Regions from separate parts of the Mus musculus genome. Here regions 2 and 3 are each linked to region 1. A link is a contact called in ENCODE Hi-C or POLR2A ChIA-PET data. All regions are on one chromosome and are shown on one strand. Each heading gives the region's core, a stretch centred on a gene start or an enhancer-like site at or near the end of the contact. The rest is flanking DNA. Distances are from core to core; before and after follow the strand shown.

Region 1 (3,184 bases), core at 189-2,688:
AGGGTTAGGATTGGGGAAGGGACACATAGCTGGATTCTAATGTGTCAGCTGTTAGTTAGAGGAAGACTTCAGCGCTGGAAGGTGGGGGCCTAAAGTGGGCAACAACTTTCAGGAGAAACCAGAGGTTGTGTAAAGCGAGAGTTCCCTGAAGGTATCCCTGATAGACACAGAAGCAAGGTCTGAATCCTGGACCTAGAATGACATCTGAATATGGTCTTACCTAAGGCATGACAAGCCCATGTGAAGACAAGTGGTTTAAGGGTCTAGCTGTCTGTCAAGCTAGATGACTTCCTGAGATCTGTGCCCTAAGTCCAGGCCTGCTCATGGTCTTCTCAACAGTACCTCTTTGCTACCTCTAATACCAACACCAGATCCTCCATTATTCTAGGACTCTCCCTCAACCTTCTCCCCCATCAGTAGTCTCTCTGTGATACAAAGGCTGCCAGGCTTCAGTAGAGTATATTTGCCTTCCTGGGTGCCTATTCTGTTTTCCTTTCTTTCTTTCTTTCTTTCTTTCTTTCTTTCTTTCTTTCTTTCTTTCTTTCTTTCTTTCTTTCTTTCTTTCTTTCTCTGAGACAGGGTTTCTCTGTGTAGCCCTGGCTGTCCTGGAACTCGCTTTGTAGACCAGGCTGGCCTCGAACTCAGTAATCCACCTGCCTCTGCCTCCCAAATGCTGGGATTAAAGGCGATAACCCCTTTCAACCTCATTCTTTGCATGCCCCTTCTCCCAAACACCTGCTGGTTGGCCACCTTGCTGCTTCCTTGTCCCACCGCCTGTCTAGCATACAGCTGCCACAACCACTTTGTTTCCTAAGAACAGACTTCCAGTCCAGCATGGTAGGGCATTCCTTTAGTCCCAACACTTGGGAGGCAGAGGCAGGCGGATCTATGTTAGTTCGAGACCAGTCAGGGCAACACAGAGAAACCCTTTCTCGAAAATACAAGTAAACAAACAAACAAACAAACAAACAAGAACAGACTTTCTTTTCTCAGTTTATGCCCTCTGCCAGTCACAATGCACAGTGGACAACGGACAAATTGTGGGTTTCCACGGTCCGAAAGGCCAGCATAAGGGTCTCTCTGTGTCCACAGTGATTCCAAGAAAGGACAAAAATGTAAGCAGAAGGTTTATGGGGGTAGGAAACCCGTGGTCTAGATACTCCGGTTTCGTTCCTAACTCATGCAGTTGCCTGTCAGCGCGCGTCCTGAACAACCCGGCGGAGTTTCTCCAGGTAGTGCTTCTGACCACGCCTCCTGACCCACCTCTCACCTGTGACCACACCCCCGAGCTCCACCCTGCCTGTCTCGCCGAGCCAGCTTCCTGAGTCAATTGCTGCCTGCACGCGCCTGCGCTCTCTGGCCCCTCCTGCACCCCACCCCTATAGGCTCCGCCTTTCAGAGGCCCCGCCTCTCTCGTTTGCGAGGTGGGAGCTGAGCCACACACTGCGCATGCTCCAGCCGCGGCGCCCCCGACTCCGCACTCGGCTGGGTTCGGGCATTTCCGCCTCTTTGTTTTAAACTCTGCACGGCTTTTTTCTCCTCCTCTTGGGGGGGACCCAGAGGGAGCGGCGCCCCCTCCCCCTCCCGGCGAGCCCCCGCGTGCGCCCGCTCGCCCGCCGCCCGAGACGCAGGTCAGTGAGCCCGCCCCGCCTGGCCTGGCCCGCGCGCCCGCTCCTCAGGCCGCGGGCCTCGGCCCATGGGCGGCAGAAGGCTGCGAGCCCAGCGCCCCCGGCAGGCCCGGGAGGCGGGACCCTAAAAGCCTGCGAGAAGGCCAGGACTTCTCGCAGGTCTGGACCCCGGGAGGGCAGAACCCAGGGCCATGCTGGATCCCGGAACAATCTGGACCCAGGGAGGACAGGGACCTTGGACCAGACAGAACCCGGGGAAGAGCCTGCACAAGGCTGGACCCTTGACCAGGCTAGACCGGGGTGGGCAGAATCCTAGACCAGGCAGAACAGCAGCCGAGGTGGATTCCGAGCAGTCTGGACCCCGAGAAAACAGGACCTAGGGAAGACAAGGAGCTCAGTCCGGCTAGACCTGGCACCAGGCACGATTCCAGAGAACAGGACCCCGGAAGAACAGGAGTCTGGGCCAGGCTGGATCCAGGGGGATCAGGACCGCAGACCAGGCAGGACCCAGGACCAGGCCAGAATTACTGAGGGCTACTCACTGAACAGTCCTTAGGACTGGGCAGCTCTCCCATAGTTCTGGGACCCCAGGACAGGTGGAGCCCCGACTCTTGGAATGGACACTTGGGGGAGGGTCAGTATTAGAGACCTGACAAGAGTCTAGAAAAGGTCATTGAGGAAGAATGGCTCCCAGGACCTGGCAGGACTTAGAAAATGGCAGAATCACTTAGATGGGCCAACTAATGATAGATTACAGAGGAGGGTTAAGACCCTGAGACCACCCCACAGAGGGCCAGGGTGCTGGGACAAGGCCATAGGAAGGTCAGATCTCCCAGGGACAAATCGGCTGTAGAGAGCTGGGAAATCAAGGCTGGCTCAAAGGAATCTGGACCACTGTGGCAGTCCTTTGAGCAGTTTGAGGCCCTGAGGGTGAACTGTGAGGAGAGTTCAGAATATAGATAGGCTTCAGGACAAACAGGACCAAAGGTGGGTCCCTTTAAAATGAAAGCCTTGGAGCTGAACCGTGAGGATGGTCCTCAGGGATTACTTAGATAATAGTTGGAACTTTAAGGCAGGGAGGGCCTAGGACTCTAGTAATTGACCCCCGAACTCTGCTGAAAAGACTACTAGGCATTGGGAGGTTTCGATCAGCCCAGCCACAGGGAACCTTTGCTATGAAGTGCTTACACTCCCCACAGGTCCCCTAGCTTCTTGATGTTACAGAGTGGGTGAGGCTCTCAGCACAGTTGCAAGGCAAAGTTGGAGCTCAGCTGGGCTCCAAGGACTCAGGTATCAAGGGCATGCCCTGTGCTTGCTGCTTCATGCCCCAAGCCTCCAAGTTGCCTTTCGTCTGGTCTCCCCAGCTCCTACAGGACTGTGCCTTTCCCTAGTCTTGACCCCAGGTCAGTGGCTGTACCTTCACCCTCCTTCCTCCTCTCCCAGCAGGTCTTGAGGGTGTGGTGTAGAGAGGCTAGAGGCTAGGTGTCCAGTGGGGAGGAGGCCTTCCAGGAATAGGTAGGAAGGTGAGGGCAGTGAGCAGAGAGGACTGAGGGCCT
Region 2 (3,184 bases), core at 312-2,811, 210 kb after region 1:
ACATCACCTGCTAGGTATTCCTTAAGGCGGTACTGGGGCAGCCAGTGTATGGCAGGAAACAGACCCTGCACCAGAGCCTGAGCACATGGCATACTGCAGGTGCAGCTCTTCTTCAGCCTGGCCTTCAGTGTTTCCAGCAAGCCCTGGGACACAGGGGGCTGCCGTCGGACCAGTACCAGTGTCCCACCCTTCTGTTGGGGCTCAGGAGAAGCATCCATCCTGTCACACCAGGCTCTTTGGCTTATCTGCAAGGGGGAATGGGCATGGTTAGGTGTCTAGGCCCTCAGAGCCCAGGAGCCAGCTTCACAGTGAGTTTTTGTCCACCCAAACACAGACATCAGATATCAGAGCCTGTCCTACTGACGTGAGGTTGTACTTCTGTGTGGGTGAATATAAGGCCTTGAGCTCCAAGATGCTAGTTTTATTGTGAGAGGTGTTTATGGCAGCAGCATGCCTCAGGGAGACATTTGACCTAGCTTCAACCCCAGCAGTGCTCTGTGGTCTACTTAACTCAGCCCCTATGTGAAGTCTGCTGTCTAAAGCATTCTGAAGATCACCTACAAGGGCTAGACTAGGCCTCCACCAGCCCACATATGCCCAAGCCACAATGACAGTAGAGGCAGATGCATCTTGAACTTGAACTCCAACCTCTTCCCACCCACCCACCCACCCACCCACCCACCCAGTCTGGCAAGGGTCTCTGCCAGACACCCAACTTCTACATGAGTTCTCACAAGCCATCACCTGTTCTCCTGTGAACACCATGGACCTGGAGGTTGGCAGAAGACCTTGTATATTGTGTGTGCTAGGGCCCTTGGTCTCTGATAGCCTTCTTCATGAGTTTAGAATGTGTCTCACCAGGCACTAGTGTGCTGTGGAACCAGTGTGCCCATTATGCCAAGTGCTGAATCTCTTCTCAGAGGCTCAAGTACACCGAACAAGCACACTGCTTCACAGATGTCCACCTTTGGCCTGGCTGTCCTAGCCCCTTCTGACCTTGCTGTGGTACTGAAAAATTCTCAGGCTGTGCTGACCACGTGATGGCCTTGGTCCTGTTTACAGGTTCCAAAGTGCTTGTTTGTAATATTAATCAAACACTCTCTGTTCTCTTGCAACCCAGGACATGGTGGTGACTGTTGGAGCCAATTGTGCTTGGCCTGGGTACTGGGATAGCAGCTTCCCTGGTAGGGTGGTTGTCTAGCAGGCATTCTAGCTCTTGAGTAACATTATAAAAACAATGATACATAAGGGTCATTGAACACTCTGAGGCTCACCCCAAGTGTCTAGGGGCTCAGATGTGTGGAGGAAGGACTATAAGTATCACCTGCCTTGTATCTGAACAATCCCCAGAGAAATGGCAATCTAGGTTCCTATTTCTGCCCATTAAGCCACCTTTTCTGGGTCCTGTTGTATGGGTACAAGGGACAGTTCTTACCTGGGGCACCTGGCCGGCTCTGAAGGCTTTGCAATATCCAGGGGCAGCAGTTTGCTGGTGGGCTGATCCTCCAATCACTCTGGCTTAACAGACAGAGAGCTGGTTGGCAGGCACCTCTGAGGCTGATCTGTGGAGAATACTCCGCTGGGCTCACTGTTAAATTATTTACCCAAAAGATAGCTGAGTCATGGGTTTTCCCAGTCAAATGAATGTTACCTGAGCTGCTAATCCGGTGAGCTAATCCAGCAAGTTGTACTATAATCAGAGGCTCACAAGTAATTACGGTTATGTGGGCATGAGATAAACTCCCCTTTACAGAGGGGTGGGTGCTCCAGGTGCAGCCGCTTCTGTCTTGTTATGAGGAAGAGGAGGTGGAGACAGGAGTGGCTGAGGCAGGTTACTTGAGTGTGAGGCCCCAGAGGAACTGCGTGAAATCATGAGATTCTGGGGTCAAATACAGCTGACTCCGCCTCCCCAGATGCTGGTTATCTTCTTTCCACCATCATGGAGACTGTTCTGGCTGGAGTAAGCTGAAGCTCAGGCCCTGTTCCATGTTCCCGAGGGCAGTGCATGCGCAAGGCTACTGTTGTATGTGTACATACTTGTGAGTGAACACACACCTGTGTTGTGCACAGCCTGTCGGCATCAAAATAGGTGTGTTCCTCCCTTGCAGCAGGGATTCTAGATTGCCCTCAGCTTCATCCCCCTTCCTTCCCTCCCCTCCTTAGTACTGACCCCCTGTAATCCTGGTGAGGTACTTGGCCCCCACGTACCTCTGCAGGACATGAGACTTGCCTTGTAAGAATAGCTTAGAGCTAAATGTCCCTTTAACATTAGCTTAAGTAACCAGAGATCTCAGACTTGAGGCGTGCCCCTAAATTCTGTAAGGCTGGTCAGAACCCTCAGATCCACATCTTGTAGTGAGCAATGAGTTTCTCACATTGTGTTTAAGAGTAAGTAGTTTTGTGTAACGGTCTTGCTGTCTTCTGTGGGCTCCTGTATTCCGGGTGCTCTCCCATGATGGAGGTAGTTCTTTTCATTATGGCTAGAAGGCCAGCTAGTCTGGTCTGCTGTCTCCATAGGCCCCAGCACAGTGGGCAGTTTGCTTTGGGGCTGCGCAAAGTGAAGCTGTGTTTTACTCCTCTTATCCCCAAAGGTCTTAAGAATGGGTTTAGGATCAACAATTGTCTTACAGAACCATCTGGGACCCTGAGACTTCATTCTTCCAGGTCAGGGGACAATAAGAATTCAGAGTTCCTTCCAGTTCACAGGTTGGACACTTCTTTGGGACATTGACAGGTCTTGTCCAGTTCCTGCCAGCCATGGGCCTGATCCCAGCCCCACTTGTGGGTGAGATGGGAATGGAATGTGAGTGGAGAGGCCAGAGTGGAAAGCCTGACTGACACTGGGCTGGATGCTCTATGGTGTAGGTACTCCTCCACCTTTGCTCTCAGGCACCCCACCTGGATGCTGTCCTGTCTCTCCAAGAAGGCCTCCTGTTCCTAGAAGAGCCTATTTAGGGCCCCAGGGTTTTAACTTGTTCTGTCCTACCTTTGTAGGGCTGGACCTCCTCTTTCCCTTACAACAAGCTCTGAAGCCACCGTTTGCACAGCAGTTGGTAATGGTGGCTTACAGGAGCAGTTACCCAGTGGGTGTGGCAGAGTTAGTCAGAACATCTCTTGTGTCAGATAACAGGCTCCTCTAGTGGTCTGGGGATAACTACTGGGGTGTCATATAATGATAACTTAC
Region 3 (3,184 bases), core at 292-2,791, 170 kb after region 1:
CTAGCAACCATACAGAGGTTAACGACTGTCTCTAACTACATTTCCAGGGGATCCAATGTCCTCTTCTGGTCTCAGCAGGCAGTACACATAGATACTGTCCAGTGATGGAGGCAGGCAAAACACCAGTTTTTTAAAAAAGTAAATCTTAAAAAAAAAAAAATCATAAAAGAGAAAACACGATTCCATCACACAAGCTGACTACAGAGCCTGTGTGAGGAAGCTACAAACTCAGACTGACCTCAAGACACAGAACTATGGAACTGTCTATCAAACAAGGTTCTTTTTGTTTGTTTGTTTTTCGAGACAGGGTTTCTCTGTATTGCCCTGGCTGTCCTGGAACTCTCTCTGTAGACCAGGCTGGACTTGAACTCAGAAATCCGCCTGCCTCTGCCTCCCCAGTGCTGGGATTAAAGGCGGGTGCCACCACGCCCGGCTCAAGCAAGGTTCTTAAAGGTTACAGCTACGGGCTCTGTTTCCTGTACCTTATACGAGGTCACTACAGAAAAAACTCAATAGGTGAGGCACTTAGGCTATAAAAGAAAACAAGACTGTAGGGCCCCAGTCTATCCTCTACCTCATCAAGCAAGGGAAGACTCTACAGGCCCCAGAACTCAGCAGCACAAACACTGCCATCTCAAGACAGTCCTCGGGATGCAACAACAACGCTGGATATGATACAATGAATAACAGCTTATGACCCCAGAGTGACTGTGCTCACCTTCTGACCTGACTCCACCTTTGAATCTTTCTGTATATGCCCCAGATACAGCTTTGACCCTAAGCAGAGGTGGTCCTTCCAGACCCAAGCCTCCTTTACTGGATAACCACCTGCTAGCATGACCCTTGTACTACTAACTCTACCCACCAGGAAGTAAGTGTGCAACCCGAAGCAGTCTATCCTCTGCAATCACCACCAAAGGCCTTAACCCACAAGCCCCTGTGGTCTCTCTTCCTGGCAAGACCCTTCTCCGACCTGATTCACACCCCAGCAGTGGCCCTTCATAGCGATGGCCTGATTTACATCCCAGCAGTGTCTTTTCCCGCAGACCCTGCCCGGAGAGATGACTCCCTGCGGCCCTGATCTGACCCACACCTCAGTCGTGACTCTCTAGGTCTCAGACTTGATTCACACCCTGGACACGATCCTCCTTGCTGCCCCTGCTTAAAGCGGTGACCGTCACGCGCCCTGACTCGAACCACACCCCAGCAGCGACCCTCCTGGGCTGCTCCTGCCTCCCGCGGCCTGGCGACGCCTTACGCCTCACCCTCGGCCAGGACCCGCCGCACCCGCAGACGCAGCTCGCCCAGCTCCACTGTCTGCCCCACGAAGTCACTCTGATCACGGCCCGCAGCTCCGCCAAGAGAACCAGGGCCCGCCAGGAAGTCCAGCGCAGACTGCAGCAGCGACATGGCGTCGGCCGCTCCGCGGCAGCGGGAGCCAGGCTCCAGCTCCGCACTGCCGGGTTAGCAGCTGCGGGCGAACAACCCGGCCATCTTCCGCCCGCGCCGTGACGTAAATCAGAGAGCGAGTTGCGTCCCGACGCTGCGGCCCCGCCCTGACGCAGCAGGCGGAAGGGCGCGTGTTTCTGCAGAGCCAGCAGCAGCAGCAGGCGCAGGCGCAGAGGGTGCGATCCTACGGACCTCAAGCTCCTAGGAGGCACGGAGGTAGGGCTGTCGCCATCTGACCCTAACCTCATCTGGTTGCTTCCGCTGGCCCAGGTCCAGCCTAGGTGGCTAGAGCGTCGCGGGACGTTGGGCGCGCGCTGCGGACCGCCCCAGAGCCCGCCGCTCGCGCCTGACGCCTCAAGGTAAAGCGAGGCCTGGAGCCCACCCTAAGTGTCCCTAATGCCCGGTTTAGGAGAGGAGGGTATCTTGCAGACAAGCAGCCAGCCTATGAGCCACAGACACTTATGTTTTGGTCCACACAGGTTTGGGGGAGGATGAACTAGTTGCTAGAATTAAGACCGAAAAACGTAGTTTTAAAAGGGGGCGGGAGAAAGCTTCACAACGTGTATACAAAAGTCACCTGGCAGCACTGGACGCAGAATCCCGTGTGATGTCAAACACTTAGAGCTGTCCATCTCAGGTGAGGCAAAGTCATGGGATTCCCCACTCGTCTCTGTACCTCCGAGGTTTCTGAAGCCATATGAAGTTGCAGAGCCTTGGGTAGAGTTTGTGCTTTTGGACTGAAAAATGGATCCTTAAGCCCAAATCAACATCTTAACTGTCCCAGGATTGTATGCTATTAAATACGCCTTGGGGGGGGGGGGGGCGCTACCTGCTCTTTAAAAAGTCAAGTAGAAAAGAAATGAAAGATTATCATTAGTATACAGTGAGGTACGTGGTAGGTGAGACAGTAGTTTCCTAGAAATGGTGAAGTGGAAGCTTTGGATAACACCTGGAGGAATAAAGAACTGATGAAGTAGAGATGGTACCTGTAGGTAACTGAGGAGATTTGTGAAGAAGAGTGTGGGAGCTGAAAGGGCAGTGTGGTGTTAACATGATCTTAGATGGGAGACTTGAGCAGCCTAAAGCCAATGGGAAAGAGTGAAGTCTTTCCAGTATAGTGGAGAGGAGTACTGTCTCAGAATAGTAGGACAGTCAAGTCACATCCAGATAGAGGATATGTAGTGTTGGTATAGAAATGGCACCTTTCTATAAGAGAATCACTTATAAGATGCAGGGAGGAGGAAGTAGCTACGGCTTGCAGTTGCAGGTAACTTTATGTTATTACTGGAATGAAGTTGAAGGGATTTTTTATTTTTTGGTGGCTTCAGATCTCATTATTTAGAAGGAAAATAAATCTGAAAGCAAAAGGAAAAAGTAGGGAATTGGAGGCTTGGTAGCCTTCAAGAGACCTAAAACATCATGAGAAACATCATGAACAATTCACTACAGCGTATAGTGAAACTTGACACCATAAACTCTTGCTGGCATGACCTAGGACAAGTGGAAATTTCTAAATCATGTAATTATAGATCAATTTTATGGCATTGTAGTAGATGCCATTCCAAGACCATTTTAACTGGAACTGCATCTTGTGGTCTCTCGTGATCCCACCTCATGTATGAACACATACAGATTTAAAACTGAATCCGTGCTCTTCCTCCACCAACACATTCTCTTGTGGTAGTAAAAGATATTGCCCAAGAGTAAGTTATTTTATAATGATGAAGGGGTGAAA

The links. A loop is a pair of places that touch in the nucleus more often than their neighbours do. ChIA-PET counts read pairs that join two places held with the same protein, here RNA polymerase II (POLR2A).
Region 2: a map of T-helper 2 cell shows a loop between it and region 1 (2.1-fold over the local background). The contact joins the promoter of Slc26a1 here to the promoter of Pcgf3 in region 1. A Hi-C loop is called at or near these places in 1 of 37 maps with a recorded cell type or tissue (T-helper 2 cell). POLR2A ChIA-PET finds 5 or more read pairs at or near these places in 3 of 5 experiments (Patski and embryonic stem cell).
Region 3: POLR2A ChIA-PET joins it to region 1 with 22 read pairs in embryonic stem cell. The contact joins the promoter of Gak here to the promoter of Pcgf3 in region 1. POLR2A ChIA-PET finds 5 or more read pairs at or near these places in 3 of 5 experiments (Patski and embryonic stem cell).

The regions. Positions count from the first base shown.
Region 1 is chr5:108,459,821-108,463,004 of GRCm38, forward strand. It overlaps Pcgf3 (polycomb group ring finger 3), which reads left to right and starts at 1,439. Exons shown (of 11, transcript NM_172716.5): 1 at 1,439-1,631.
Region 2 is chr5:108,673,804-108,676,987 of GRCm38, forward strand. It overlaps Slc26a1 (solute carrier family 26 (sulfate transporter), member 1), which reads right to left and starts at 1,562. Exons shown (of 3, transcript NM_174870.4): 1 at 1,436-1,562; 2 at 1-245. The coding sequence starts at 218. All of the region lies in intron 3 of Idua (iduronidase, alpha-L), which reads left to right.
Region 3 is chr5:108,628,236-108,631,419 of GRCm38, forward strand. It overlaps Gak (cyclin G associated kinase), which reads right to left and starts at 1,542. Exons shown (of 28, transcript NM_153569.2): 1 at 1,266-1,542. The coding sequence starts at 1,410. It overlaps Tmem175 (transmembrane protein 175), which reads left to right and starts at 1,575. Exons shown (of 11, transcript NM_001163532.1): 1 at 1,575-1,665.